4 separate regions of the Mus musculus genome follow, and regions 2, 3 and 4 are each linked to region 1. Evidence: chromatin loops called from intact Hi-C (ENCODE). Cell type or tissue: left cerebral cortex. All regions are shown on one strand. Links, peaks and the distances in the headings refer to the core of each region. The heading gives the core; the rest is flanking DNA. Region 1 overlaps Cdyl (chromodomain protein, Y chromosome-like). Region 2 has its middle 150 kb from the start of Cdyl. Region 3 has its middle 160 kb from the start of Cdyl. Region 4 has its middle 38 kb from the start of 4930529N20Rik.

Region 1 (7,537 bases), core at 1,371-6,370:
GACATGCCTCCACACTTTTATCACACAGTCTGAATATGCACCACCAATACAATCATTATATGGGGTCATCTGATAATTCTGCCTACTCTCCAGGATTGGCTCCTGGTTGGTCTTACCATTGTTTTCCTTCAGAGATAACCTTCGGGTTGGGCTATGTATTTCCAGGCTGGACTCTTGCTTTCCCTCCGGGTTGGCTGTGCTTTGCCTTGAATGCCATAAAATTTTTGGGGGGCCTCTGTTCTCTGGTCACCACCTGCAATGACAATTGCAACAGGAGGAATTTATTACAGTAGATGGGGAACCAAGGCACTTTAGGTACTTTCTCAGGTCCTTACAGAATCCGAAAGCCAGCCAGCATTCTGTGCTTGGCCAAGGATGTTGTAAATATCATTTAGTACCAAGTCAAAGCAACTGCACATTAAAAGTGATAGTGTAAAAAAACAATGGTTAAAGTTGTCAAACTTGCCCTTTTTTCACTACAGTAGAAGCCAATTTCTTGGTTTCTTACAGTTCATCAACATGTATTACAATATATGTAACAGCGAGCCACAGTGGTTAGAAGGCTATCGTTCATAGCCATTTGTATCACACTAGAAGAATCATCCCAGCTCCTCCTGCCCCTCCCAGAAAGTATCCTACAATTTGAGCTCCCCTTGGTACTCGGTTCCTTCCTTTACCTTCTGAGAGAGATTGGAGGATACAGATGGACAAGGAGATGCTCCTGTCCCCAAGTGGTCTATTAGCTTAGCAGGGAAACAGACATGTAAATGAATATCTTATTCAAAAGGATAGAAAGTGCAAAAGGAGTGAGATGCTCAGAAAGACAGGGAGTGATACATTGCTAGAGATTCAGGATGAACAAGCAGGAGCTGTTTACAGAGCAGTGGGTGGCTTGACATCAGAGATGCTATTGCAGTCTATGTCCTTTGGGATTTATTTTGGAAAAACGGAACTGCGGCCATTTCCCTTGCTTTGTAAGACACAGAAGTGAAAAGTGAGCCCACAGTGAGCGTCCTGTGAATGGACTTTTACATCAGTTTGATTTAACGTCAATTACATTGTTTCCTGAAGTTTGAGACGATGATCAAGAGTTCTGAAAGTGGAGGAAGCTAGCAGCTGGGGAGAGATGACCCACCATCTGGGGACTCCAGAGGTAGTGGGCGTCCTAAACCATAATTTCTTTTCACATTAATTTGTGTGTGCACAGGCACGCATGGAGTCGGTTCTCTCCAGGGATAACTTTTGGGGTCATGAACAAACAAGGGGAGGACGACAGGTCTTCAGAGACACATAGCAATTCTTCAGAAAACCTCTGGTGAGGCCCACAAGAGAATCCTACTCACTAATTTGGAAAGACCTCAGTTTCCCCAGTTCCTGTGCTGACAACAGTGATCTTGATCTACCTACCGGCTCTGTTGAGACTCTGCCTCACTGTGTATGACACCAGTTAAAACCACTTCAGAAATGAGAGACTTCACCTTCACGTCTTATTAAGCAGGGGAGATGACCTCACTTTTATTTTCCAAAAATACAACTCAAAAGGCATAGACTGTGACACCATCTCTTCTGCCAAACCACCCACTGCTCTGCAAACAGCTCCTGCTTGTTCCGGATTCCTTGGAAATACTCATATTTCTAGGTCGTATTCTTTCTTTCTCCACCTAGGCCAGATGCTCTGTCCAGATATCACAATGTCCTTCTGGGGTCTCTATTCTTTGCCCACTACCTTCACTGACAATCTGACAGTAAAAATTTGCTGCCATGAATGGGAATTTACTATATGTCAGTCCTTCAGGATTTGATTCTCTGCTTCCATAATTAGTACTCCCAAGATCAAACCCAGGTTGCTTGGCTAATCCCATGAGCCATGTGCTAACCCTGAACCACAATGTTAATATCTTAGATCTAGGAGAGTGTAGTTTCTGACAGGCAGTGCCCTGAGCACTGCATATGGATTCTCGAATGTTCACAAGAACCTTGTGACCAGTATTGTTTAATACTTCTTACTTTATAGATGAGGTACGTAGTTTCCAGAGGTTAACTTTCCTCATGTCATAGTGGTAGAGCTAGGACTTGACCCCGGGTACCCTGCTATTCATTATTCTCTGTACCCTGATAAAAACTGATTTGAGAAATGGCATTAGAAATTTACTGATGCCTGCTTTAAATATTCTGAAACAGGTGTAGGGTGTCAAGGATGTAGACTATGAAGTTATTCCAACATGGGCCCGCGTCCCGACTTCACATATCCCTCTGTATCCTGATAACAAACCTTTCTGTTCAACCTGAGACAGTCCACCAAGATTGCTATTGTCAACAAAAGCAACCGGGGAAACTGAAGTTTTTCTAAATCAGGTAATGTATGCAATTTTCTTGCAGGCCTCGCCTGAGATTTGCTGGTGGAGTATGGGGGTGGCCTTTCAGACATAACATCACCCCTGTTTGTCCATCAGCCTATCGTGAGCGCCACATGAATGGTAGCCAGCCCTCATTTTCAGCTTGATCTAGCATCAGTGTCTGTGTCTGCAATATGCTAGTCACAACCTCACATGTCACAACTATACACAAAAGGACACAGACCCCTGACATGCAATGATCCATTTACATCTAGCAAATACAAGCCACCATTATTAGCTGGAGAGAGCTACACCAGAATATATCACTGGTGGGATATTTGTATTTCACCAAGCATAATTTAAGCAAAACAAAACATCATCTGCGCTCAATTTTTCCTGCTTACTTTTTAATTAATAGTGGACTACCTACTCAATTATGTGAAATTTAAATGACACATTAAAAGCCAGGTGGCCTTTTAATCACTTCGCAGTAGAAGCTAACTCCCTGTCAGATGCTGGGTAAGGCTGATGGAGGAACAGAGAGATCGTCCCTTGGTGTTTGGAAATTATCAATGCAACTCTTCATCTCGGGATGGCAATTTTCCCTCTAACCTTAGGTCTTAGGTCCTCCTAAGGTTAGGAACCTGCCTCTGGTTCTCCTGGAAAAAGCATGGCTGGGAGTCATGAGTGTAAGACCTTAGGTGCTTGCAGAGGGAAATGCCAAATGTCTGGAGGGAGTTTCCAGACCTCTTCTCCCAATGGGTTCAGTGACCTTATTCTTACTTCCTGATTAGAAATGAGACTTGAGATGTTCAAGGGGCCATTCTGACCTTATTTGATGGATATGGAATGAATCTTAGCCACGGAGCTCAGGGTCACACATTCAGTTCATGGCAGAACTAGGCATGCCTTCACCACCTGGTTCTCATGGCTTGGCTTGCTGTAGCCAAGGAGCTGCAACGACTTTGCATTGTCCTGATCTCATTTCTTGTGAACTGGAACCATTTTTAACTCTAAAATTCTTTGGCTGTTACTCTTACACTTGTTCTCTGGGGGACATGAAGAGTAAAGTGGTTCCAGGCGACAGGATGTGTAAATGAGGAGGCTCCCAGTGTATTAGGACAGAGGGCATGAAAATCTGCAGTCCTCAGCTGTCCTCATCACCGGTGTCCTCCAGCTATGCCTGGAGAGAAGACTGGATCTGATGCATATGGTTGCCCTGGTCCATCACCTGCCTCAGCAAGGGACAGCAGGCACTTGTGTGACTCATCTCTTTCTGTCTTCCTCACTTCCCTTAGAAAGGGGACTCTGCAAGCACTGTGAGTACAGAGAACGCTCTAATGCCACCAAAGGAAAAGGGACATCTGAGCCATTGCTACAGGGGTTTAGGATTCTAATCCAAACAGGATTCCCAGGGCCGTTGCTCAGAATGGATCCACCATAAGAGACCAAGTCCACCCCTAGAAGTGTCTTCTTGCCTTGAGGCTGACCCTAGAGTTTGTTCTGCACAAATTGGTGGCCTCAAGGTTTGCTTTACTTAATCTGATGTTTTTGGGTTTTGCTTTTACTCTCCTGTCTTCCTGGGCCTCTACCACCCTCCTTGGCCAGTTTAACACTGGCATGTCTTCTATCCAAACTATAGGGAAGCCCAGCTTTAGATGTCTAATTCAAGTCCAAAACTGTTTCCGAGAAGTATACACAAAGAATGATCTTTGTGGAAAGATTTTCAGAAAAGAGCGTCTGCATCTGCATCTGCGTTTCCCTGCATGCAGTGGTTCTCCACTTCTCAGACTCCCTCACCACACTCTTCAGGTGAGTGGTCCATGTGAGGGGCAAACTTTTGTTTCCCTTGGAGGAGAGTCTGAGGAGAGAGCAGGGAGTCTGTCTTCTCTTTCCACTATACAGGTCCCAGGCACCAAACCTGGACCTGCATAGTCATTATGCGTAGTTGCAAGAACCTTCATCCACTGACCTTTTTGCTGGCCCTGGGAGCTGAGTCTCTTCTACCTTCTGACAGTCACTAGGCGTGTGACCTCTATGAAGTCACAGACTTCCTCTTTATGGCATTTCCTCATCTGCTACAGGACAGGGTGGGGCCAAAGGTCTTCAAGGGATCTATTCAGTTAGTACCCACTTCCTTCAGATAGAGGCTAAGGTACCATGGAGGGGAAGAAGGAATGAGACTCTTCAGTATGTAAGGATTCTGTGATCTTAGGGAGAGAAGCACACGGGCTGATGTTGGTCAAGGTCATTGAGGTTCTTGTGTCAATGAAAATGACTTTTTCTCTTTCTCATTTTATAACATTTGCCTTAATTTTCTTTTGTAGCATATATTTAAGTAGTGTAACTTGAAAGCTTTTTAACCATGTTTTTATTCCTATGTGGTGTGGTGTGGTATGTGTGTGTGTGTGTGTGTGTGTACATGCTAGTGCCAGAAGAAGCAAGAAGAGGACATCATACTCTTTGGACCTAAAGTTACAAGCAGTTTATGAGCAATTCATTACATTTGCTGGGAGCACAATTCAGTTCCTCTGAAAGAGCGTCAAATATTTTTAACTGCTCAGCCATCTCTTCAGCCCCTGATAATTTTTATTTATTTTTAAGGCATAGTCTCATGTATTCCATGCTGGCCTCCAAATTGTTATGTTGCCCAGGCTGGCTTTGCACCTCTGATCGTCTTGCTTCTACAATCCAAGTTCTGAGACTACAGACATGTAGCACCTGGTCAGGTCTATACGGTGCTGGTGATTTTGTGTATGCCAGGCAAGGACTTCACCAACTGAGCTACACCCTCAGCCACAGTTAGAAGTTTCCGTTCATGGGTTGTAATGGTTAATTTTGAAAGTCAATTTGATCTGGTTCAGAGATGCTGAGGAGATTAACAAAGCACATGTGTTTTAAGAGATGCTTAGACTGTAAAGACCCTGGTCTGAGTATACAATTAGGAGGTAGTGCAAGTGTAAAAGGTGGGTATGGTTGGAGGAAGTAAATCCTGGGTGTGGTTTTGGGGAGGATGTCTAGGCAAAAATCCTTTCTACTTCCTCCCTCTAGTCATTTCTTCTTTCTTTTCATTCCTGTCTCCTGTAACTATTTGCATGTGATGAAGTTATGAAATAAAATAGTATATTTCATAGCTTAAAATGTTTAAAAACAGCTGGTATGAATGTGTAAAAACAGCACATTCACCATACAGAGTCAGGCAAAGTCAGGCAGAGGGAGGCAGAGGAAGGCAGAGGCAGGGAAAGCTCTGGGAGTTCAAGAGTACAGAGTTTCAGAGGACAGACAGGACTACATAGAGAGACTTTGTCTTAAAACAGAGCAAGACAAAACCAAACAAGAAATGTGTAAAAAAAAAAAAGATAGAAGAGTGAAATAATAAAATCATTATAGACATTCATGAACCAAACAATACAATCTTATGCTATGTCAAATAAATAAGAAAATATATAAATTAGCTATTATAATTGGAAGCAGCTTAGTGAGCATCTCTAAGAATTATAGATCTTCTAGAAATAAAAATATCATGGATATTAGCTGAACACACAACAAAATATATACATAACTGAAATAAACATAAAATGGAATTCTTGCCCAATGTTTACAGTAGGCCATAAAGGAAACTTCAATAAAGTCCAAAGTTGCAGTCCTATCTGACAGTGTTTTTAAATTATAATGATATCATGTAATTAACACTTTTAAAAAGATGCCTAAAAAATCCTAGTTATCTAGAAGATGGATAGAACATTATTAAATAATGTCCAGTCTCATTCTCAGAACTAAAAATACTACATATTAGAATTGGTGTAGGGTTGGAGAGATGGCTCAGCAGTTAAGAGCACCAACTGCTCTTCTGAAGGTCTTGAGTTCAAATCCCAGCAACCACATGATGGCTCACAACCATCTGTAATGAGATCTGATGCCCTCATTTGTGTAACATACCTAAAGCAGTACTTAAAGGCAAAGCATAAGGTTAATTTACTAATGAATAAGCAATGTTAAGGATTGGGGCTGAAGAGATGGCTCAGTGGTTAAGAGCTGGCTGCTCTAGCAGAAGAGTCAGTTTAGGTTCTCAGCATCTACCTGGTGGCTCACAGCCATTTGTAGCTCCAGTTCCAGGCCACTTAACACCCTCATGGGCCTCTGAGGGTACTGCATGCACATGCTCATGAATGTACATGCAGGCAAGAACACTCATGTACATAAAAATAACCTTTATGAAAAGAAAAGTTAAAAATGAATGAGCTCCCATAGTTAGATCATGTCTTGTATCCAGTAGGGTCACTACTATTGGAAAGCATTTCAAGCCTCAGCATATATGTGTGTGTGTGTGTGTGTGTGTGTGTGTGTGTGTGTGTGTGTAGCATGTACTGGAATAACAGATGCTACTATGCCTGGTTTTACGTGGGATCTGGGGATACAAACTTGGGTCCCTACCTTACCCTTGTGTGGCAAACTCTTTACTCTGAGCCATCTCCTCAGCCAAAGTTTGATTTGAACATTTTAATCTCATTTAGTAAGTGAATGGGTATTTATGCCATGTGTGTGTGTTCTCTTCTTCCACCGTGTGAGTCCCAGGATTAACCTTCGGTCATCATGCTTGGTGGCAATCACTTTTACCTGCTGAGCCATGTGGCTTGCCTGAAACCCATTTGTTGAAGGTCCCCAATGCCCGGGTAATGGATTTGGATGGTCAGGGTTATATGATGATACAATAAAACATTTAACAGTCTTTGACACCAAATTAATGGCTTCATTGCCTCCTTACTGTTTTATCTTAGGTAAGGTATTTGAGTCTCAGGGTCTCATTTCCTCTTTTCTAATGGTGATGGGGGAGTTGTGGAAGAGATCAAATAACGTAAGGTAGCTAGTGATGCTCCCCATGGAAGGGATTACTGATGCCATGCTGGGAGGGAAACTAGAAGCTTAGTAGAGGTGCCAGTGTCAGAGGTTGCAGGTATCAGGATGCATGGAGAATATTCTGGTAGATGAATAAAAGCCAGAGTTCGGAAAACCCCAGATTTTAACAGTGTAAGGTAGAGTCAGAGAGCCACATAGAAAGGACGAAGGCCATGTCACGGGTGGGACTCCATCTTTATCTTACTATCAATGTAATAGTTCTTAAACCTTTTCCTATCAGGGAAGTAGATAAGCTTTGCCTTGTGAAAAGATCACGTGACTGCCTTGTATGAACAAGATTAGAG
Region 2 (7,537 bases), core at 1,308-6,307, 150 kb after region 1:
TCCCAGCAGCAAGAGCTCATTTCATGTGGTATTTTGGAAGTTGTCCCAAACTTTTCCATCATAATTTCTTTTGTTACTATTGTCATTGTCCTGGGAAGTTGTAGGCCATACCTATACAAGAGGGAGAAACATTGTGTATTCTGATGGCCCCTACTAAGTAGCCATTTCCTGTCTTTGTCCCTCCTCAGAGACAACCCTCCCCTCTTCCCCCCTGCACTGTTCCCTGTGCCTGTGACACAACGTTGAAACCAAGCCAGTTGGTGAACCCATAGTCCTCTCTGGGCTCTTGTGAAAGGACAAGTTACAGATTTTCTCACCATAGGTCAAATGCTAACAGCAATTAAGCTTAAACACTTGTTAGATTGATACTTAATGACTGTCAAAATTTGAGAAAGAATGAAAGACTCTTGAGCCATTCAGCACAGCTGTGAATGCAAAGGGGAAGTGCTTGCAGGGAATTTAAAGTAGTACATGGAGCAATTAGAACCCCAGCCACCTTATTGCTGGCTCGGAGAAAGTGTTACTGGTGTAGACAAAAGGTGAAACGTGTTGCAAGACTCTCCCAAAAGTGTGAAGCAGAGCAAGGAGGTGACTCCTTCAATTTCACAAATACTTGAGAGAGGTGAGGACGCTGCAGAGGAAACATTTGAAGGTGGTTCAGGAGGCTTTGAGAAAGAAGCTCTCTCCATAATATAGTGTGGAAGGCCGTATGATCAGGGGCAACGGAGAGGGGGCTGCAAGTCCTCAGAACACCTAGTAATGGAAGAAACTGGCTGTTAGTCAGAGTTCTCTAAAGGAACAGAATTGATAGAGTGCATGCATGATACACAGCACATACATACATGCACACAAACACAGATATGTAAGCTAAATCAGCTTATGTTGAAGTAACAACCTCACACACTTTTTGATCTGTCTGGAGACCAGAGGGTGTCACCTACTTTTGGGAGGGCTCTTCCCACACCAGTTAAGGCCATGAGGACAATTCTTCAGCTGTAGCTTCTTCCTCCTCAGAAGATTTTAATGTGAGCCAAATTGCTGTTAACTATCACGCTGGCCTCAGTGCTGCGTACTAGAATCTACATGTAGCCGACATAGTCTTCTGCAGGAAGAAGATGCCCTCTAGTACTTTCCTAGCTAGAGAAGATAAACGAATGTCTGGCTTTGAAGCTTCAGATGACAGGCTAGCTATCATGTTGGGTCTGTATTAGGTCATTGCCACTGTGTTAAAATGGCTGGCCAAGATCACCTGGCAGGAAGAAGTGTTAATTTTGGATTAGTTTCGCCCATAGTGTCAGGGTGTGGCGTGGTGAGGCAGGAGAGGCTGCTCACCTTATGATACAAGGATACAGAACTAGCAAAGAGGTAGGCAAGACAAGACAAATCCTTCAAGCCCACATCCGCATCTCCTACCTCTAACTAGGCTTGACCTCCAAAAGTCCACTCAACTATGAATCTGTAAAGAAATCAGCCCTCTGAAGTTAGCATCCTCCTGAACTAGTCATTACCTCTGAACACAGCTGTATGACTAGACCTTCAACACACTAGCCTTTAGGGATTTAATATTTAAACCAGGACAGAGGCTAATGCAAGTGAAGTTGAAGTTAATACTTATTTACCATTCTGAAAACCCTAGGACCATTACTAAATCTACTAATTACTACCATACTAAATCTACTCAGTCCATGCTCTAACATGGAAACACAGAGTTAGGATAACAACGCATTTGTTCCCATCATTGCTCACTGAATGACTTAGTCTCACGGTTGAGACCCACACTTCAGGTAAAGAACATTCTTTCAAAAAATGTACTTCATGGTGACAGTTCACCTGGTCATCTAAGAGCTCTGATAGATACAGACAGCAAGGGTGATAGGCTCTTCATGTCTACTAACACAAGGCAGCCAATGGATCAAGGAATTATTTTGACTTTAAAAATCTTATTTAAAATATATTTATAGGCTGGAGAGATGGCTCAGAGGTTAAGAGCACAGGCTGCTCTTGCAGAGAACCCTGGTCCTATTTCAAGAACCCACATAGTGGTTCATAACCATTTGGAGTGCTAGTCCCAGGGTATTTGATACCCTCTTCTGGCCTCCTCGGACACCAGACATGCATGTGATACACGGTTCAATGTAGGCAAAATACTTATACACACAAAATAAATTATTAAAAAATGAAATGCATTCATGAGGTTACAGTTACTATAGATGATGATTTCTTTGCTGGATGTGAGCAAAGTAAACTGAAACTTCCTGGAAAGGACTCACCTTTTAGATGTCCTTATGGACACATGAGATTTTTGGCAGGAGATTAAATGTCAGCATTAACAGGAATTTAGAAGTCAATTTCCACCTTTCAGGGTTGAAACCCCTTAGGGACCTCAGTGGAGGAAGTACCTGCAGAAAAGATAGAAGCAGCATTTTGAGGTGGAGCCTGAAGATGAGGCCAAACTGCCTCACTCTCATGACAGAACTTCTACATGTTAGTTCCTTCTTATGAATAAGCAAGATGGTGCTTTCTTGAGATGGAATCTATTCCTGTCCCGAAGATACTAGAACGCTGTTGAAAGGCTAGTGAAGGATTTAGAGCATTGCATAAACTTAGTTGCTAAAGCAACAGCACGTTTGAAAGCGCTGACTCCAGTTTTGAAAGAACTTCTCCCGTGGGTGAAGTGCTACCACAGCACTGCATGCTACAGAGAAATGGCTTTTTGTGAACGGAGGTTGGTCACTGAGGCGAACTTCACTGTTATGTTAAGAAATCTCTTCACCGCTCTCACCTGTGTCAGCCATCAGTCACTCTGATGTCATAGCAAACATAGATATAAAAGGAAGAGCCTTGATCACTAAAAATATTACGGTATGATGAAGGTTCAGATAATTGTTAGCATATGTCAGAAGTAGGGCACTTTAGAATCAAGGTACACATGTATTTTAGATATGATAATATATGTAACATACTGTTTCATATATAATGTTTTAGAACACATATTTTTAGATATGACTATATATGTGATACACTAATACACTGATATATATATGTATGTGTATACATACATATGTATATATATACATGTATATGTATGTATATATGTATATATATAAACATATATATGTGTATATATAATTTTATTTTCTGAATGAGAGTTTTTCTAGATAACCCAAGCTGGACTTAAATTCTCTTTGTAGTCCCTATTTTGGAGCTTGAATTCTTTTGCCTCTACCTCCTGAATGCTGGGATTAAAGACATATGTCACCTCACCAGCCTTACCCACAACTTCTATATGCACTGCCAAAGAAAACAACTGTATGTGATTCACTTTGCTCTGCGATTCATTTTACTGTGCTGGTCTGGAACCGCACCCATACTATCTCTGAGGTGTATATAAGCAATTTTTAACTGTAGTCACTGTGCAACAATTCTCCAGTATGTTTAATAGTATGTCCTGTCTCACCGACCAACATCTCCTGTTTCTAAGCTGTTCACTCTTACGAGTTTGCTGTTTTGCAAGATCACACAGCAGCTGTCTCTCTGTGTCTAATTATGTCACCGAGGATAACGTCCTGCATGTTCATTCATGTTGTTGAGAATGAGATACTCGTTATCTACTGTGGCAAGAGTGACCACAGCCACATCATCCTGGAGAAGCCCGAAGTGTTGAGTGTGGATGGAGAAGCAGTAGGATGGGGGAACACACCTCCTGTCTGTCACTGGAAACTGCCATCTGCTTCTGTAGGACAGACCTTCCCACTCTGCTTCTGGAACTGAAATTGAAACCAGTTTCTGAAATAGTGTTGAAAGTTTTGGTTTCATGGTGAGATTCGACAGCTTGGCCAAGGCTAGATCTTTAAAAGCTTCGCAAGGCCTGGACTGTTACTGATTTTTCTTGACAGCTTTAACAAACCATGACAACAGTCAATGGTGGACTAGTTGTGTCTTAGCCTAGAGTTCTTTCTGCTGAGGCACAAACTCTGGCCAACACAGAATAAATAGCCTTTTGACTCATGTCTGCAAATTCATGTGAGGAAAATCTGATAGGGTGTCCTTTTAGGGCCATACCCGAAGCATTAATGGAGGGAAAGTGACTTCCTTATATTGAGACCAACCTCATAGTGTGGAGCCAGAGAGGGATATTGCCATGTATTAAACGCTAACAGAGACAAGTGTGGTGGCAAACATCTGTAATCACAGCTTTAGGGAGGCCAAGGCAAGAGGGTTGCAAATTTGAAGTTGGCTTGGGCTACATAGCAAAGCCTTATCTCTAAAACATCAAACCAGGCAAACAAACAACAAATAAAAATGGATTTTACCCTGCTGTACTGGCTAGTTTTGTGTCAACTTGACACAGCTGGAGTTATCACAGAGAAAGGAGCTTCAGCTGAGGAAATGCCTCCATGAGATCCAACTCTAAGGCATTTTCTCAATTAGTGATCAAGGGGGAAAGGCCCTTGTGGGTGGGACCATCTCAGGGCTGGTAGTCTTGGTTCTATAAGAAAGCAGGCTGAGCAAGCCAGGGGAAGCAAGCCAGTAAAGAACATCCCTCCATGGCCTCTGTATCAGCTCCTGCTTCCTGACCTGTTTGAGTTCCAGTCCTGACTTCCTTTGGTGATAAACAGCAGCATGGAAGTGTAAGCTGAATAAACCCTTTCCTCCCCAACTTGCATCTTGGTCATGATGTTTGTGCAGGAATAGAAACCCTGACTAAGACACCTGCTAAGTGTTAGACTTTCTTAGGACCCAGGGTCTCTTCTTCCTTCGAATCTCTCTCCCTTCTCATCTATGCCATGGTAGGACAGATATTGCCACTCCAGACACCAATTAATGTTCCATTTTCATAATCTCACAGGTGAAGAAGGATTACAGCCAATAATAGGTGAATCATATACTAAGTCTTACCTATATCTACCTTAAGGGATTTGGATGAGACTCTGGAGTTCAAACTGCTGTTAGATTGGTTTAAGACTTTGGGTGGGGCTGGATTGGGTGACAGACTGTACTTTGCCTATGAAGAGGGCATGCATTTGAGAAGGTCAAACTCTTTATTACTTGTGTTCCTCAAGTTTATATGTTGTTGTCATAGCTTTTAATATTTCAAATCTGATCTCATTCAGAAACAGGATTGTTTAAAATGCAATTAGTTAGGATGGATGAGGTCATACTAGAGTAGGGTGGCCTTAAGACATTTACTGGTTGTCTTAGTCAGGGTTTCTATTCCTGCACAAACATCATGACCAAGAACCAAGTTGGGGAGGAAAGGGTTTATTCGGCTTACACTTCCATGCTGCTGTTCATCACCAAAGGAAGTCAGGACTGGAACTCGAGCAGGTCAGAAAGCAGGAGCTGATGCAGAGGCCATGGAGGGATGTTTTGTACTGGCTTGCCTCCCCTGGCTTGCTCAGCCTGCTCTCTTATAGAACCCAAGACTACCAGCCCAGAGATGGTCCCACCCACAAGGGGCCTTTCCCCCTTGATCACTAATTGAGAAAATGCCTTAGAGTTGGATCTCATGGAGGCATTTCCTCAACTGAAGCTCCTTTCTCTGTGATAACCCCAGCTGTGTCAAGTTGACACAAAACTAGCCAGTACACTGGTGTCCCTGTAAATGGAGAAATATGGACACCAACAGAGAGAACACAATGGGTAGATGAAGCCAGGGAGTGTGGCTATGTACCTACATGCAAAGAATGCCACAGATGTCAGAAAGCCATGGGAAACATCCAGGGACCTGGGTCTTACTACCCTCTGACACCTCCTGGACTTTGAGTGTTTGGAATGGAAGGGACATACATTTCTATGCTGAAGCCACTCATTTGTGATGGTTTTAGAATACTAATGCAGATTTGAAGCTTTAATCAGGGTTTGAACATTTCTGGACACAAAACTACTTGCCCAAAGACAGTCTCTTTATCCCTATGTTATTTAAGGTCTCTATTTTGAGAAAAAAATCTAAGATACAGAGAAAAGGAATACAGAGTTAAAGTTTAGTTACCAAATTGTCCATGGTAGCTCTGCTATTCTTCTCTCAAAAGCCATGGGATGAGCAAACACATCCTGAGGCTGGGACTCTGGATTCAGCATCTTCGGATGTGCACTGTGTCTGGAATAGATTCTCATAAAAAACAGAACAGAACAAAGCCCTCGAATGCTTTGAATTTCCAACACTCTCTCGTTAACCATGCTAATGTATTTTTGGCCTGCTTTCTGTCTCTATTAATCGAGGAGTCAGGAAACATGGCCCAAGTTTCCTGGTCCCCAGTAGCTGGGGAAGTAATTAATCTACCTCTTTGAAGACAGCTGGGGTGGAGATTGGAGACTTATGCTAAAGATGTGAGGTTTGTGTCATAGATCGCCATTTAACAGGTTTGTTTGTCTTATCATGTTTAGAGCAGGGTATAAGGAATTATTATTTTTTTTTTTACCTTCTTTGATTTGAGGGCACAGAGAGTGACATCATGCATCTCAAACCTTACAGATAACCAAAGAGCAGACATCGAATGTTCTTTAACCAACAGTGAGGTGGACCAAGGTAACATGAACATGGAGACATTACAGATTCCTCTGTGAATACTACTGAATCTGCTAAGGGAGAAGGTGACTTTGTCCTACAAAGCCTGGGAATTCCCATGACATCACTCAGGATGCACCAACACCTACCCTTTGTTTTAGTGACCTATAGTATTAGTTGGACAAAAGCTTTGAATGTGAGAGAATTTACTTGACAGAGCTGAAGGCTCCTAGAACTTGGGGTATAAACTCTCTGAGAAAATAACCTCAACTAACTCTTGGGTTTAGTATTTATTTTGACACTTTTGCACACAGACTTTCTAGTCACTTTCTAGTCATATATATATATATATATATATATATATATATATATATATATATGACTTTCTAGTCATACATATATATATATATATATATATTTCATTCAAGAGAATGAGCCTATGTGAATGTTTGCTCATTAAAGTCTATCTTTGCTCCAGCTGCTCATATATCACTACATCTCTGGGGTTGGTGAACTAATGGCAGAGTGGAGTCTTTTCCCCACAGAGTCTCTGTGGCTTCACAAGGAGGAGCTTGGAAGTGACCCCATGAGCTGTGGAGGGGTGGTCTCTTATGTTGAGAAGGAGATTCAGTGTGTGAGGAGGATTCAGGTATACAGTGTTCTCAGGAGTTGGGTTTGCCTATGGGATTCCCAGATGAAGGGAGGAACAGGAAACACTTCATCTCTCACAGCTCAGTCAGGAAACACAAGACTTTCAAGATATTTTAGCAAAGAAAACTTAATTTAGAGACATGGCTACACAAGCTGAGAAACCACACAGGACATAGTGACCCATGTCAGAGTTGAGCAAATCAGGAAGCCTCCACCAGCAGAAGTATCAGAAGTGAGATTAGCCAAAGCCCAGAAGGTAGGTTCTTAGAAAAACAGGAATCAGGCCAGATTGGCTGCAAGGGAGCCACGGGTAGGAGATAGAACCACTATCCAAGATTATTGAGGTCCCCCTCCATCTCTAGTGCTCTTTGGCTGGCA
Region 3 (7,537 bases), core at 1,560-6,559, 170 kb after region 1:
ATCCTCGTGTGTTTGGTGCTTTGGTTTTTAAAATACCATTTCCTCCTAACACCCGTGGGCTAACTCATTTACACTCTACAAAGGTCACCAGTGGAATTTTAACAACACCCCCTAAGTCTGGAAATAAATGTTAAAGATGAACATGTGTCTGGAAAACGCCACGTTGCTCACAGCAGAGTGGAACATCTCAGGGGTGAAAAAGCTAACCCACTGCAGCCTCCATGGTGAAGAAGGGGGTCCTGTCAAGTGGCACCAGCTGGGAACCTCTTGCATAGTAGGGCATAAAGCCATAGGCATGAAGCCAAGGGCAGGGGACGCTCTGCAGATGTGCCCTGCTCACACTGGTGCCAGCGGTCATGCTGCCCTACCGGGGCTGGGCCAACAGCTGCTGGTGGAGGAGTGAGGCTGGCAGCGGCTCTGGAGGGAGGCATGTGCCGGCTCGGCGCCAGAGCTGAAGAGCAGTGGGCAGCTGCTGGGAATCGAAGACTGGACGAGAACAGAGGGTACCATAACACCCCAGACTCCCTGGCATACCTCCTCAAAGCAATGTTACCGCTGCCGTTGTATTTCCGGCTCCCCAAATTCTGCGAACACTGAGTCTCTCTCCTCTTTCTCTGTCTTCAGGGCCCACGCCAGGCTGCTACTCAGCCTTGTCACACAAATGATTGAACAAAGTGAGGGTGGGGGCTGGGCTGGGGCTGGCTGGGGACAGTTTTTACGAGCTCCCGGGGGAGGGGGGCGGCTGTTCATTTATCCCAGCAGCAAGGCAAATACTCTAAAACCCGTGACCCCACCCTTTTCAAAGAAATGTAATTTGCTCTTGTCAATAACATGGATTTCCCACCTCAAAAGAGCCAACATTTTCTCGTTATTTATCAAATCTTTTACACTCTGATGACTAATGAAAAACTCTCTGGCAATTTGTTACTGTGTTGGCATTGTTTACCATCAGAAATGACACTAGAACACAGGGGCACTCCGTTACAATTGCATTCAAAGTTTACTCTCTCCCCAGGGAGCATATACCCCCACATATCCATAGGGGCTGATAACCATTATGAATACAGCCTTTATGAATAATCTACGAGGCACTCAGCACCTCAAAACACCACATTGCAATTCATCAGCTCATTTTGGCATCATGAGAGTGTTTGTGATGTCACCTCAGTTGAAAAGAACGAGACTTAAAGCAGGGAAACATCTTTACTAAGGCCATATAGCAAGTCAATTGCAGTGTAAGTATAGGTCACCATAGCCTTCAGCCAGAGCTCCTTCCTCTGAACTGTGTTTGTGAAGAACATGTTAGAATCAGGGAAAACATGTGAGACACCACACACACACACACACACACACACACACACACACACCACATACATGTTGTTGTTTTTTTTTTTTTTCCTGCTGGGCTGTGTTTCTCCTGTCTGCAGCCCAGGCAATCTTGAAATGTGCAATAGGTACTTCCTTGGAAATCAATAGGGTCATTTTATCCGGCCACATCATATAAAATTGGCATTTACAAATTAAGATATTCAATTATCAACAACTCGATATATTTCTAACTAATTGCTCTCCCTGGCTTCATGCTGGGCGTCGTTCCCACATAGCTGCAAACTGGCCTTTTCTTTGGTTTAATTTGGCTGGTTTCTCCACTTTCAATTTTGCTGCCCCTTGGTCTGAATCTGCCAGTGACCTCAGATCATTGTTTTACCAACCTCCATAACTAATTGAGCCAATTGCAGAGGCAGCTGGCCAAACTTCGCAATTAACCCCAAATCCAGTCACTCAGGGTGATACAAATATGACTCACAGATGGGTAGTTTACAAGAATTCTCAACAGGTCTAGCCTGTTCCTGATTCGGCAGGAAAGGAATTCTCTTAGTATTCTGCTGTTTGTCTGACCTGAATAGTGTGTGCTGGGTCGTGGGACACTTCTGAAATTGTTACAGGGGGGTCTTAGGAACTTAGGAGGGTGTCTTGGCTGAATGCTAGGTGGGCTAGCCAAGTGGCCAAAGACATATTTATTAGCGTCATTCATTTTTACCATCCGGCGGAAGCTCGTGTCTTGTTCCACTCGCCTGACTCCCACCATCTGGAGTGAAGTCAGGATATGCTCACCAGAAAGCAGGGATGGACAAGCTCCAAGTGGGGGCTGCCTGGCAGAAGGGCTGGAGGCTGCCTGGCAGAAGGGCCTCGGCCACCACTGCAAGATGTCAGAGCTGCCTGCTTCCTGCATACGGTTTGAGAAATGAGAACAGTGCTCTCTTTCTGTGTTTTCGGGTTACATGATATTTTTGTGAACCACTTGATGTAGGGCTTGAGAATAAATCAAGCTGGGAGCCCTCTGGTACTGCTGACTTGGAGAATGCCCTGAAGGTGTGTCTCAATGATCTTTCTCTGACACTGAGCGCTTTGTTTTCATTTTGCACTCTAAGCAGAGAGAAACCACAGAAGGCCAGGGCAAGAAACCTAGCATCTCTTAGAAAGATAGCAGAACCCCGGACTAATGCTGCAAAGAACATTATAGGAGTAGCTGGCCAGGGTTCTGGTGAGAATTTTGGAAAGCATGTGGGAGGGATGTAAAATATTCCTGAAATCAGTGAGACGACAGCAGCAGGATGTGAGCCCTGTGGAAAAAAAGAGAAAATCCAACCCTGAGTTGTGGTCTTTGTTGATTTCCATGGAGTAAAAATAATCCCATTGTGGCCAATTTTGAAGTGGCTTAATTTAACAACTGGCTTGCAAAATTTCTGGGTGTTTGATAATCTCTGCAGAGCTTGTGTGAGCTGATTCCTAAGTGTACTCTCTTAGGGGCTCCAACATTAAAACGGGGCAAATGTGCTACACACTTTAAAATATAAGGATCTGGGCCAGAAGCAAGTATCCCAGGGAGACCCAGGCCCCATCCTCTCCTCTCTCAACCCATCACTGCCTGGCTCCCTCAGGCCCAAGATCAAAGTCCAGATACCCTGACTAGAAACACTGTGCTCCCAGTCAGTGCTCGGCAAACTCCCAGAGCCTGTGTCTTTTCTGGAAACGGTCTCCAGCCTCACCACTGCAAACATCACAGTGCCTGCCATGAAAGCCGGTTCCCGCTACAGCCTAGCAGGCAGAGCCACTAGAGGACCAGACTGCTGCTCTCCTGGAGGGAGGGAAAATGCTGAGGGTGGGTGTTGATCCATCACTGTGCACAAGACAGTTTTACATCCCAGAGTGGGCCCAAGCATAGTTTAAAACAGATGTCCACCAGAGTAGAAACTCAATCCACCATTTAGGAAGGTAGAAGACAGCCTGTAATTGGGTAGGTTTATAGGACTATGGGATGGGTTTATTCCATGAGAAATTTCTGTGATTGCAACTGGAAGAATTCAGTGTTCATTAATAAACTATTCTTGCAGGTATGTAAGGCATAGGGGTATATCTGTGTTTTGACAACATGTTTTTGTAAAGTTTTTTTAGTCATTGTTTTTAAATTGTATGTGTGGCACCTGTGGTTCTGTGCACTACATGTGCAAATAAATGCCCACAGAGGCCAGAAGACGGCATCAGATCCCCCTGGAAATAGAGTTACAGAAGCTTATGATCTGCAGTGTGGCTGTTGTGACTCAAACCCAGGTCCTTTGAAATGCAGTGAGTACTCCTAACTGCCAAGCTATCTCTCCAGTCCTCATCCCCCACATTTCAAATCGGGACTTTGAATTCCTTATGTGAGAAATATGAACGGCAGGAATGAACTACTCTTATGTACGGTCTTCTCTGGGCTGTGCTTTCAAGGTGCCCATGACTCTCACATCTTCACACTGTTTTGTGAAACTCTCAGTCCCTTTATCATTTGCCTGCTGGCTCTCATACTTTTGGGGGCATTTAATGTTCCAGTGACCATCACTATTTAGCTGTGTTAAATATATTTTTTTGATGAACAAACTTAAGGAAACTATAGATTATACTAAGAGTTTATTGTGAGTCCTCCTTTGAGTCTCTGCTGTTCTAGGCTGTATTATCTATCAGAGAAGTGTGCTCATGGGGCTCCAAGCTAGCTTCGGATCAGCTTTACCCAAAGGATGCTGTGTCATCTCCTAGGGCTTCCATGGCCAGGTGCCATAAGGCAGGTGGCTCAGAACAACAGATATTTATTTTTTATGGTTTTGGAAGGACTCTGCTTTTTTTCCAGGCACTGCCAGGAACCCCTGGGGCTCCTTGGATTGTAGAATACGCAGAGTTTGTACATGTGCTGCTCTGTGTTTCTGTCTCTTTCCTCCTTCAAGAACAGTAATCCAACTGGGTGAGGATCCTAACTAACTGAGTATTAACTTCACCTGCACTTGATATGTATAAAGACACTATTTCCAAATAAGGTCACAATCACAGGTAAAAAGATTTGAACATAGGTTTTGAGGGGGCAGTGTTTAGCCCACAACAAAGAACTGTTCACATTCCCTCAAACTGGGATTCCAATAAATACATTTTGAGAAATGATATCTCAAAAAACTTGAACTGCAGTTGGGATTTGGGATTTGTAATTTGTAATTTGTAATTGAATATCCCTTCTCCAAAATGCTTGTGACTGGAAGTGTTTCAAACTGGCTGCTCAGGTACCTGGGTTTAATTGACAGCACCCACAAGGTAACCCGAAACCACCTTTACCCCTGTTCCAGAGGCTCCGGTACCCTTTTCTGGCTTCTACATGTGGTGCACAAACATACACAAAGAAAAAATGCACATACACATAAAGATAAATAAATAAATAAATAAATATCATTTAAAATCATAAACATTTTGGAATATTTGCATGCTCATAATATGAAATCTTGTGGGGAGGGACCCAGTACAAACACAAGGCATTATGCTTCATGCTTGATGTCTTATAATCAGAGCCTGTTGGCCATTTTATTTTTAGTGTCCTTGCATTCTGACTGTGACCTGTCCAGTATGGGAATTTCTACTCAAGGTATCATATTGGTGTCCCCAAAGTTTCAGATCTGGGGAAATTTTAGATTTCAGAGGCTTGGACTAACAATATTCTAAACCAGGAAACAGGGGCTCTTTTTTTGATGTCAAAGGGTACTTGGCTATAGAGGAGGAGAAAATATGGTTTATACTAGTCTTTCTTTAAAAAACAAATCATTATGGAGGAATAGTCTGTGAAAATATGAGGAGTCTATGTGGCTTTGTTACTGGCAGAAAGCTTAGCTGTTTTTGTCTCACACTGTTAATGGGGACACACAAAAGACACTGTAGCACAAATCTATCTTAATAGTTCAGTAGTTGGTTTCCAACATTGTTGGCCTCCTTTGCCATCCTTTGTGTCTTCTTTTATGCATCAGACCTCCATATTCTAATGAAGTGTCAGTCTACAACAGTCCAAGTGCCTAACCATAGCTCAAAAGAGACAAGAACCACTGCTCCACGTTATGGCTCCTGTGAGCTCAAAAGTCCAGCTTCCTACGGCAGGGTTTACCTGACAGGGGCAGGAACATTTTCTCCATTTCTACAATTAAAATATGATTAATGAATCAGCCAAACACAAATACAGTTATGTGTCACTTAATGACAAAGACACATCCCAAGAAATGTACCCTTTGGCAGCTTGGTAGCTGTGTGCACATCATAGACTATAATTAAGTACACAGATCAAGACAGCAGTGACATATGTGGGCAATAAATACCACTGGATGAGGCCACTACAGAATACAAGATCTATCATTGACTAAAATATCTCAAGGAATAGGTTAGTATTACAAAATACTTCACTTGTAAGGTAAGTTATCAAGTAGGCAAAATATAAGACTAAATTTCATATAGGTACAATGAGTTATCTGCTATAATAAAATGTTCAATGGCCAGTAAACCTCAGTACCAAGGAAAGTTGTGTCTACAAAGGAGAGTATGATTTGGAAACTCTGTATGCCAATGAATATATGAATGATTTGCTGGAAAATATATTGTTTTATGAATATTTTTGTATGTATCAAGGAGTTTAATGCATTATTTAAATTAGGATTTCACTAGGATTGAGGGGCTTCCCAGGACACAGGATTTGTCCTGGAACAACCACAAAGCCCTGGGAAAATCAGAATAGTTCTGATTAAATCTCTCGGTTTCATGAATGATCACAGTGTGGAAATTACAGTAACCCAGGGCTACACAGAAAGTGTGATCCTCTTAAGAGCAGTTTGGCCTCTTGAAAGTGAAGTTCTACCCTGGTTGGCCGCTGAACTGGCATGGCAGTAGGCACCTGCCTTGATCTTCTAGACCCCATGTTCCCACTTGTTAAAGAGGGAAGCTCTGTGAGCATAGAGCCTCTCATGGGCTCTGTGGAGATTCTGGTGAGATGGGGATACATTTATTGTGAACTGTAAACATGCTGGGTGATCATAGCCACTGAATGAGGCTGAGTCTCCTGAGGCAAGTTCAGAGGGAGCAGACAGTCATGGCATTAACTTGCATTACTAGAAGACAGCTGTCCAATATTTCTTTCCTTATGGACACAAAGGCCAATGACCCCCCCCCCAACTATACAGCCAGAGTTCTTGTTGGTTGTGGGCTAAACACTGCCCCCTCAAAACCTATGTTCAAATCTTTTTACCTGTGATTGTGACCTTATTTGGAAATAGTGTCTTTATACATATCAAGTGCACGTGAAGTTAATACTCAGTTAGCCAGGATCCTCACCCAGTTGGATTACTGTTCTTGAAGGAGGAAAGAGACAGAAAGACAGAGGAGCACATGTGCAAACTCTGCACCTTCTACAAAAGGGGGGATAACGGCTATGACGCCAAAGATGGCTCTATCCCTTATAATATTTACTCTTAATTTCTTAAAATTGGATAATGCTGGGAGATCACCAGCTGAAAGGCACAGACAATGGCCTCAATCGCTCAATGAAATGGTCAAGTGGAAGAATGTCCTTGATAATAAATGATATGGCCCAGATCCTATTTTAATAAGATCCAGGGGAGCTATATGTGTTTTTCCACAGGAGGAAGATAATCCCTTTTGGATTCCGGAGCGCCTCACTTGAAGGATCCAGCTCTTGGACAATGAGTCACAGGAACAAGATCCCATGACATCGATGGATCATACTTCTCATGCTGGAGATTCTGGTTCCTAGTATATCTGGAGAGTTAAGATGGGGAATTATGTCAACTTTCCCTCTTCCTATGCCAGTTAAGCATAATGCACAAATATTTCCATGCTTTTTCACTACAGATAAAGAACTGGGACTTGCTTATTTACCCTTAGATGAACAGATTCAGGCTTTACTAGAAAATAGAACCTTCTTCCTACAGGAAAGCCTGTGCTTTATGTTAATTTCCTCGGTACAAGATAAGAGTCAATGTATAGCCTTGTATAATTAATCAGCAGCCTGGTTAAAAAGGGCCTCTTTTGGCGGAGCGGCTTTTGACATGAAGGCTGATGCCATAGTTATAAGAGGATGGTGGCCCAGCCGAAAAGGTGGAAGATCTAGAAATAAGCCGCCTTCACAACCTAGAATGGCACCCTTTTGCAAGGAAGGGTCCATGGAAGATGTAATGTTACC
Region 4 (7,537 bases), core at 1,454-6,453, 540 kb after region 1:
TTTAATAGCCAGAAGCTGGAAAGAACCCAGATGCCCCTCAACAGAGGAATGGATACAGAAACTGTGGTACATTTACACAATGGAGTACTACTCAGCTATTAAAAAGAATGAATTTATGAAATTCCTAGCCAAATGGATGGACCTGGAGGGCATCATCCTGAGAGAGGTAACACATTCACAAAGGAACTCACACAATATGTACTCACTGATAAGTGGATATTAGCCCAAAACCTAGGATACCCAAGATATAAGATACAATTTGCTAAACACATGAAACTCAAGAAGAATTAAGACTGAAGTGTGGACACTATGCCCCTCCTTAGAATTGGGAACAAAACACCCATGGAAGGAGTTAAAGAGACAAAGTTTGGAGCTGAGACGAAAGGATGGACCATCTAGAGACTGCCATATCCAGGGATCCACCCCATAATCAGCTTCCAAACGCTGACACCATTGCATACACTAGCAAGATTTTATCGAAAGGACCCAGATGTAGCTGTCTCTTGTGAGACTATGCCGGGGCCTAGCAAACACAGAAGTGGATGCTCACAGTCAGCTATTGGATGGATCACAGGGCTCCCAATGGAGGAGCTAGAGAAAGTACCCAAGGAGCTAAAGGGATCTGCAACCCTATAGGTGGAACAACATTATGAACTCACCAGTACCCCGGAGCTCTTGTCTCTAGCTGCATATGTATCAAAAGATGGCCTAGTCGGCCATCACTGGAAAGAGAGGCCCATTGGACTTGCAAACTGTATATGCCCCAGTACAGGGGAACGCCAGGGCCAAAAAAAATGGGAATGAGTGGGTAGGGAAGTGGGGGGGGAGGTTATGGGGGACTTTTGGTATAGCATTGGAAATGTAATTGAGGAAAATATGTAATAAAAAATAAATAGATTTTAAAAAATTGGAAAAAAAAAGAATTGAGATGTTATTTCTCTCTGTTAGGAGTTCAGGCCTACCATAGTTCTTTGCAAGTAGAATGCTATCAACAGTAATAGTCACTACCCAAAGTAGACCCATAAGAAAATAGAGTAATAACAAGCTATGAAACAATCACCTCCAAAGCTCCAACCAGTTTAGGATGTGAAGGGACGTTAATAGTACTTTGTGTCAAGTATATTAGTTATTCTAGATAGCCTTAGGAAAAAAGGAAGAAAATACAATAGGATTATTGATTACTATTGAGGTTCTAGAAAATAGAGGAAGGGAGCATATATGGCAGGGGGACTTTTGGGGAAAAAAGTGTCTGGTGAGGGAATTTCAATGAAAGGTAGAAGGAAGAAAGAGATGGTAAAGACATGCTGCAGATAGCTTAGACCATGCTCAGCTCTCTGGAGGCCAAATCTCAGGGACTTTGCAAACCAGGCCAGACTTTGTTCTTTGGGAAATGAGAACATGAAAGAGTAAGGGCACAGAGAGAAAACTCTATGTAGGGCAAGAACACCGAGGAGCTGAAAGGGCGTGGGCTATCAAAGATGGAATAGACGTAGAGGAGGGAGAACTGGTAGGAGGTGAACCATGAAAACTGACTGGCCCAATTGTAGGGCTTCTTCGGGACTCTCCCACATGCCTTTCCTGGCTCCCAAATGCTGTCTGGCCTCTGGGAGTTGCTCAGCCAAAATGTGTTATTTTTACTTCAGGATGCTAAGTGAGCATGGCCCCTGAAGGATGCTGAAGCAGATTGTGAGTGATACCAAAGCCCCTCCCACCCATTTCCTCTAACCAAAAAAAAAAAAAAAAAGCTCCAGGCTCTTGCTCACGAGGTAAAATTACATTCACCCCTTCTCTGAAGCCTTTCCACGCTCTCCCAGTGTGACTCACGCGCTTCCTGCATCAACGCCACTCATGTGTGTCATTATGTGCTACATTACTGCCTCTCAGAATGATTTGAGGGAGTCATTCTGATGTGTGTTTGTGTGTGGTGGTGGTGGTGGTGGTGGTGGGTGGGTGGGTGGGTAGGTGGTGTTGTTCTCCAGACCTGACTCACAGCGCCCTTCCTCTGCTTCTTTATTCTGGCATCTAGAATCATCAAGCATGTATCTGGGAACAGGCTGCAGCTGCTGATGCAGTGAAATCGAAAGGGGAACTGAGAAATCTTGGCAGGCTCCTGATCTGCCACTTCTGCACAGAACACACCTTACCAGCCACCTGCCTGACCCACTTCCACAATCTGACTAGTCATTTCTGAGTCTACCTTCAGCCCCAGAGGCTGTATGTACATCCAAGGCTCACCAGTTGTGGAATGAAGGAGGGAAGGGGAGCTTGCCACATTGAAGGAGGTGCTGAGAGGGAACAGCACAGCCAGAATGCATGCCAGCCCTGGGCTGCTATCACAACCAGTCAGAAGCCAGGAGCACAAGTGGCACCCACATGACAGAGAACCAGAAGTGCCAGGGATCCATTTGGCATCCTAAACCCAAGTGACTCTGTGGAGGACTCTCCATGGAAAAGACCTTGCCTGGGTGGATGATACAAGCTTCAGTTTTGGGCAGAAGCCAATATGGATGACTGTACCCCAAAATCTTGACCTTGTGGGCAGGGGAGAGGAGACAATTACACCCCTATCCCCATGTCCGGGTGCTATGTCCATAACAAGGCTAAATCCACAAACCAAGAGAGGGCTTGTCCTCTGCACTGTACAGTCAGGTGAACAGAGGGGACAGGAATTCAAATTACAAGCTCCCCCTGTGTCTACATGGCAAAGAGAGCTGTATAATCAGGAAGAAAGGGTGGCTGTGGTCTTCTGTGGATCACAAACAGGCCCAAGTTGCATTGGGCTAGAAAATAAATGTACCTTTCAGTAGAAAGGGAACCTGTCACCTTTGATGCTTTACAATAGGGAAGTGTCGTTTTTGTGTGTGCCAAGAACTTTTATTTACATCATCCCCACCCATCTCACACATCTCACATCATCTTGTAGTAGTTCTCTCTCTCTCTCTCTCTCTCTCTCTCTCTCTCTCTCTCTCTCTCTCTCTCTCTCTCTCTCCTTTCTTCTCTCTCTCTTCTCTCTTCTCTTTCTCTTCTTTCATCCCCTTCTCTCTTCCTGCCCTTCCCTCTCCCCATTTTCTTTCTTCCTTTCTTCCATCCTCTCTCTTCCCTTCTTTCTTTCCACTTCTCCTCCTCCTCTCCCTTCTTCATTTTTGGTTTTTTGAGACAGAGTTTCTCTGCATAGCCCTAGCTGTTCGTGAACTTGTTCTGTAGTCCAGACTCACCTTGAATTTAAAGATCCCTGCCTCTGCTTCCTGAATTATGAGATTCAAGTTTTGTGCCACCATGCACTGCTCAAGTGATGCCATTTTCAATTGTCACAGAATATCCTTGCTTCCAGGGCAAGTGCCTACCAATGATGGTGAGATGCCTTTCACCCTATAGCTAGTCAGGAGAGGAATAGGCAAGACTTTCTGACCCAGAGAGAAGGAGAGGATTTCAGGGGGAACCCTGGAAGTCTCTATCAGGACACAAATAAAGAAGGAAGTGACCAGGCGAGACCAAGATGACAGGTAACAGGCCACATGGCTGGAAAGTAGGCCAGGCCAGTATTATCAAATTCGAATAGCTCAGAATCTTCCCACTATAGTGCCTGAAGCTTTTAATAAATATAAAAGTCTCCAAGTCATTTCTCCGCGTTATTACTCTGAGTATGGGTGGATGTAGAAAGTTTTGTATTTTTACACTTCTCACCTCCTTTTCTCTCTGCAAAGGCTTCTTTGGGACAGGGCAAGGCACATGACACACCAGGATGGGAGAAGCCAGGAGAGTTAGGATCCAAGAACAAGAAGATTTAACACAACACGTGCTTCAGCCTTTTTGGAGTGTGGTAAAAACCAGGAAGCCCTGAGTCTTACAGAACTTTACAGGAAAGCTGGAACCCAAGGCTGACCAGAGCTGCCTGCTTCATTTGAAAAGGAGGGGACACTAGCTTCGCCTTCACAGACACATCACTCACCACCAAACTGCCAGACTGCCACAGCAGAGTAGAAGAAAGAGGGAACAGGATGTGGGGCAGGGCTATCAGACTTCAAAGAGTGTCATCCCCACCCCCTCAGGAACAAAGTGTGTGGGAGATAGGGGAGACAGTGTGTAACTGCGGGTGACTGCCAACTGCCATTGTGCTCTGTGAAATCTTTAAGTTTGTAGAACCTTTGAGAGATGAAGCCTTGCTGGATGGAGCAAGTGAGCCACTGGAGGCAGGTTTTGACATCACTTCCTGCTCACTCTCTCTTCCAGGCTGCTGATTCAGTGTGAGAAGTGGACCTTGTGCACTTGTCACCAGGATGGACTGTATACCTTGAAACTGTAAACCCAAATAAAACCCCTTTCTTAAGATGCTTTTGTCAGGGTGTCTTACCCCAGCAACAAAAGAGAAACGAGTGCACACTCTGAGTCCAAGTTGAACACGCCTCTTTTCTTCATAAAGAGCCCTGCCTCAACAACAGAAAATAGACTAAGAGACGTCTATACTGAAGGGACAGCAAATTTCTAATTTCCCACAAGCACAGAGAAGTTGGAGAGCCGGAATCTTTCATTCTTGTCACTAGTCCCCTAGTCCTTCTATAACTTAAGGGACAGTCCCTTGAATTTTTGCTTCTTGTGCTGGCTTGCATGCCTTTTGGTGAAATTTATATAATGTCTACCCCGTAATTTTAGTAAAAGAATCACAAAAACCTAGTAAAGGAATATATAGGGCTGGGGAGGTAGCTCAGTAGTTAAAAGCACTTGTTGCTCTTTCAGAGGACCTAGGTTCATTTCCCACCATCCACATGGTAGCTCACAATCATCTGTAACTTCAGTTTCAGAGTATTTAATGACCTCATCTGGTTTCCACAGGCACCAAAGTTCACGGTCAGCCTAGCTACATTCTATGTTCAAGGCCTGCTTAGACTACATTAGATGTTTCCTCAAAAAGAAAACAGAAAGGAAGAAAACTAAACCAAGAGAGCAGTGCACTATAGATGCATTTAGATGAGGTATACATAGGCCAATTCATAGAGGTAAGAAGTCAATCAGTGCTTGCCAGATGTGGGGGATGGAAGTATGAAAAGTTATCGCTATTGGGGTTGGGGTTTCCTTTGGAGGTGATGGAAACCTTCTGCAAGTAGTAGTGATATTTGGACAGTTAGTATTTATATTAAAATTCACTGAAATACATACTTTATTGAAATGTTAATTTCATGTTATATTAATTGTGTTTCAACTGAAATGCTCAGAATTAGTTCAAAAATGAGAAGGTAATTTCAAGAGGTATGTTGTCTAGCCGAATGGAGCAGCGATCATTTCATGTCCTGAGGTATCTGACTCTTCCAGGAAATAGATGGCATTTGTCTCACAAAAGAATTGAAGAGAACACTCTGCTGCCCCATGTATTAATCAACCTTCTTTAGAAAGACAGAATCAAGTATCTAGAAAAGTGATAGAATGGAAATATAACTATGGGAGATAGATAGATAAATAGATAGATAGATAGATAGATAGATAGATAGATAGATAGATAGATAGATAGATAGATAGATAATTTCTTGGGGGTGGTTAGTTTGATGACTGAGACATCTCAGAATGATCCATCTGCAAAGTTTTGAATAAGGAAAGTTGGTAGAATGGCTCAACCCATGTTCAAATGCCTGTGGGTTTAGTTGTGTAAGTCCGAGATATGAAGGCCAGAGGGCCTCAAACACTGATGCTGAAGGTCAAGAGAAGGTTGTGGCAAGAGAAAGAAGAGGGAAGAGAAAGAAGTGGGTAGCAGAGAATGAGGAAAAGATGGAGAAGGGAGGAGGGAGTGAGAGGAAGAGATATCACCCTTTCTCTCCTTTTTCTTTCCAGATCTTATATTGGATTAGATGGAGTACATTGCATTGAATAAAGGTGGCTGTTCCTAGCTTGGTCTATAAAGTGGCAACTTTCTTTTCTGGTATTCATAGCATACCCAGAAATAATACTTTTCCAGGCATTCCTAGATCCCTTAGTTTTTTAAGCTGACACCTGTAATTAAGCATCACATCTCTCATCCTCAGACAGTTATGCACCTCTACCTTGTGAGCCAGTGTGAAAAGGGATTTTTACTCTGGTTTCCAAATATCTCATCTACTCTTTCCAGGAGCCCTTGGATACTGATGCTGTTACAGTTTGTGCTGGTCAGGTTGGTTGTTTTCTTTTTTCAACTTGACATAAACCTAGACATATCTAGGAAGAAGAATTGCCTCTATCAGACTGGTCTATAAACAAGTGTCTGTGGGGGGTAGAAAATTTCTTAATTGATATGGGAGGGTCCATCTCACTGTGTACAGTGCCACTCGTAGGCAGATGATCCTAGATGCTAAAAAACAAAACAAAACAAACAAACAAACAAACAAACAAAAAAGCAGGCTACAGCCACAATGCAGAGTACTAGCCCAAGGGAGGATGTTTGAATCTCACTAAGAAGGGGAAATAAAAGAATCATCAGTGGTAGATGGAGGGAGAGAACAGGGTGGGAGAAGTGAAGGAAAGGAAAACGGGGATGGGGGTCGAGAAGGAGTGCATCAGATGTCGGGAGAGCCAGGGAGAAAGGGCCAGAGAGTGAACAGTAAGTATCACATCGTAGAGTGAGTGTCTCTAGGATGTGCCAGAGACCTGGAATGGGAGAAGCTTCAGGGAGTCTATGAGGGTGACTCTAGCTGAGACTCCTAGCTGTGGTGGATAAGGACCATGAAGTGGTCACCTCCTGTAGTCAGGCAGGACTCCCAGTAGAGGAATAAGGACACAAATCCTCCAATAAAATCTCTGATCCAAAATTTGTCCTGCCTATAAGAAGTGCAGGGACAAAGATGGAGCAGAGACTGGGGAAATTGCCAACCAATGCCTGGCCCAGCTTGAGACCCATCCCATGGGGAAGAGAAATGGAAAAATTGTCCTAATACTATTAATGATACTCTGTTATGCTTGTAGACAGGAACCTAGCATAACTGTCCTCTGAAAGGCTCCACCCAGCAACTGACAGGAACAGATGCAGAGACCCACAGCCAAACATTAGGCAGAGTTCAGGGAGTCTTGTGGAAGAGTTGGGGGAAGGATTGCGGAACCTGAAGAGGATAGGGACTCCATAAGAAGACCAACAGAGTCAACCAACCTGGACATTTGGGGGACTCCCAGAGGCTGAAACACCAACCAAAGAGCATTCATGGCCTGGACCTAGGCCCCCTACATAGATGTATCAGATGTACAGTTGGTCTTTGTGTGAGTCCCCCAACAACTGGAGCAGAGGCTATCCCTTTCTCTGTTACTTGTCTGTTCGTCCTGTTCTTCTAACCCGACTGCCTTGTCTGGCCTCAGTGGAAGAGAATGTACCTAGTCCTGCAGTGATGTGGCATGCCAGCACGGATTGGTACCCAGGGGCTCTTCCCCCTTCTCCTTTGAGAAGGGGATGGAAGCATGGGGGAGGGGCTAAGTGAGGGAGAATGGGGAGCTGCAATTGGAATGCAAAGTGAATAAGTAAATAAATGGGGGGGGGGAGGAAAGAAAGCAGGCTAAAACAATCAATAGAGAGCAACCCGGTAAGCAG

Evidence for each region. Hi-C counts contacts between places; a loop is a spot of excess contacts. Peaks named below come from ENCODE experiments on the same cell type or tissue, not always from the same donor. Only the 100,000 strongest peaks of a DNase experiment are listed, where the experiment ranks them.
Region 2: a loop joins it to region 1, with 3 times the contacts of the local background. A loop is called at or near these places in 2 of 42 quality-filtered maps.
Region 3: a loop joins it to region 1, with 2.5 times the contacts of the local background. A loop is called at or near these places in 2 of 42 quality-filtered maps.
Region 4: it touches region 1 in a loop (4-fold over the local background); 2 of 42 quality-filtered maps call a loop at or near these places.

The regions. Positions count from the first base shown.
Region 1 is chr13:35,662,528-35,670,064 of GRCm38, reverse strand. It overlaps Cdyl (chromodomain protein, Y chromosome-like), which reads right to left. Exons shown (of 10, transcript NM_009881.3): 2 at 117-253. The coding sequence starts at 119. Among named protein-coding and RNA genes, the nearest start is that of Cdyl, 6.4 kb to the right of the region's middle. In left cerebral cortex, for the core only: no CTCF peak of the experiment used is centred there; DNase peaks (open chromatin) are centred at 1,562 and 3,536.
Region 2 is chr13:35,508,407-35,515,943 of GRCm38, reverse strand. No RefSeq gene overlaps it. Among named protein-coding and RNA genes, the nearest start is that of Cdyl, 150 kb to the left of the region's middle. In left cerebral cortex, for the core only: no CTCF peak of the experiment used is centred there; DNase peaks (open chromatin) are centred at 2,616 and 3,716; H3K27ac peaks cover 618 bases.
Region 3 is chr13:35,496,569-35,504,105 of GRCm38, reverse strand. No RefSeq gene overlaps it. Among named protein-coding and RNA genes, the nearest start is that of Cdyl, 160 kb to the left of the region's middle. In left cerebral cortex, for the core only: no CTCF peak of the experiment used is centred there; DNase peaks (open chromatin) are centred at 2,203, 2,543, 3,044, 3,656 and 1 more place; H3K27ac peaks cover 2,123 bases.
Region 4 is chr13:35,126,152-35,133,688 of GRCm38, reverse strand. No RefSeq gene overlaps it. Among named protein-coding and RNA genes, the nearest start is that of 4930529N20Rik, 38 kb to the left of the region's middle. In left cerebral cortex, for the core only: no CTCF peak of the experiment used is centred there; DNase peaks (open chromatin) are centred at 1,602, 1,777, 2,221 and 4,031; H3K27ac peaks cover 786 bases.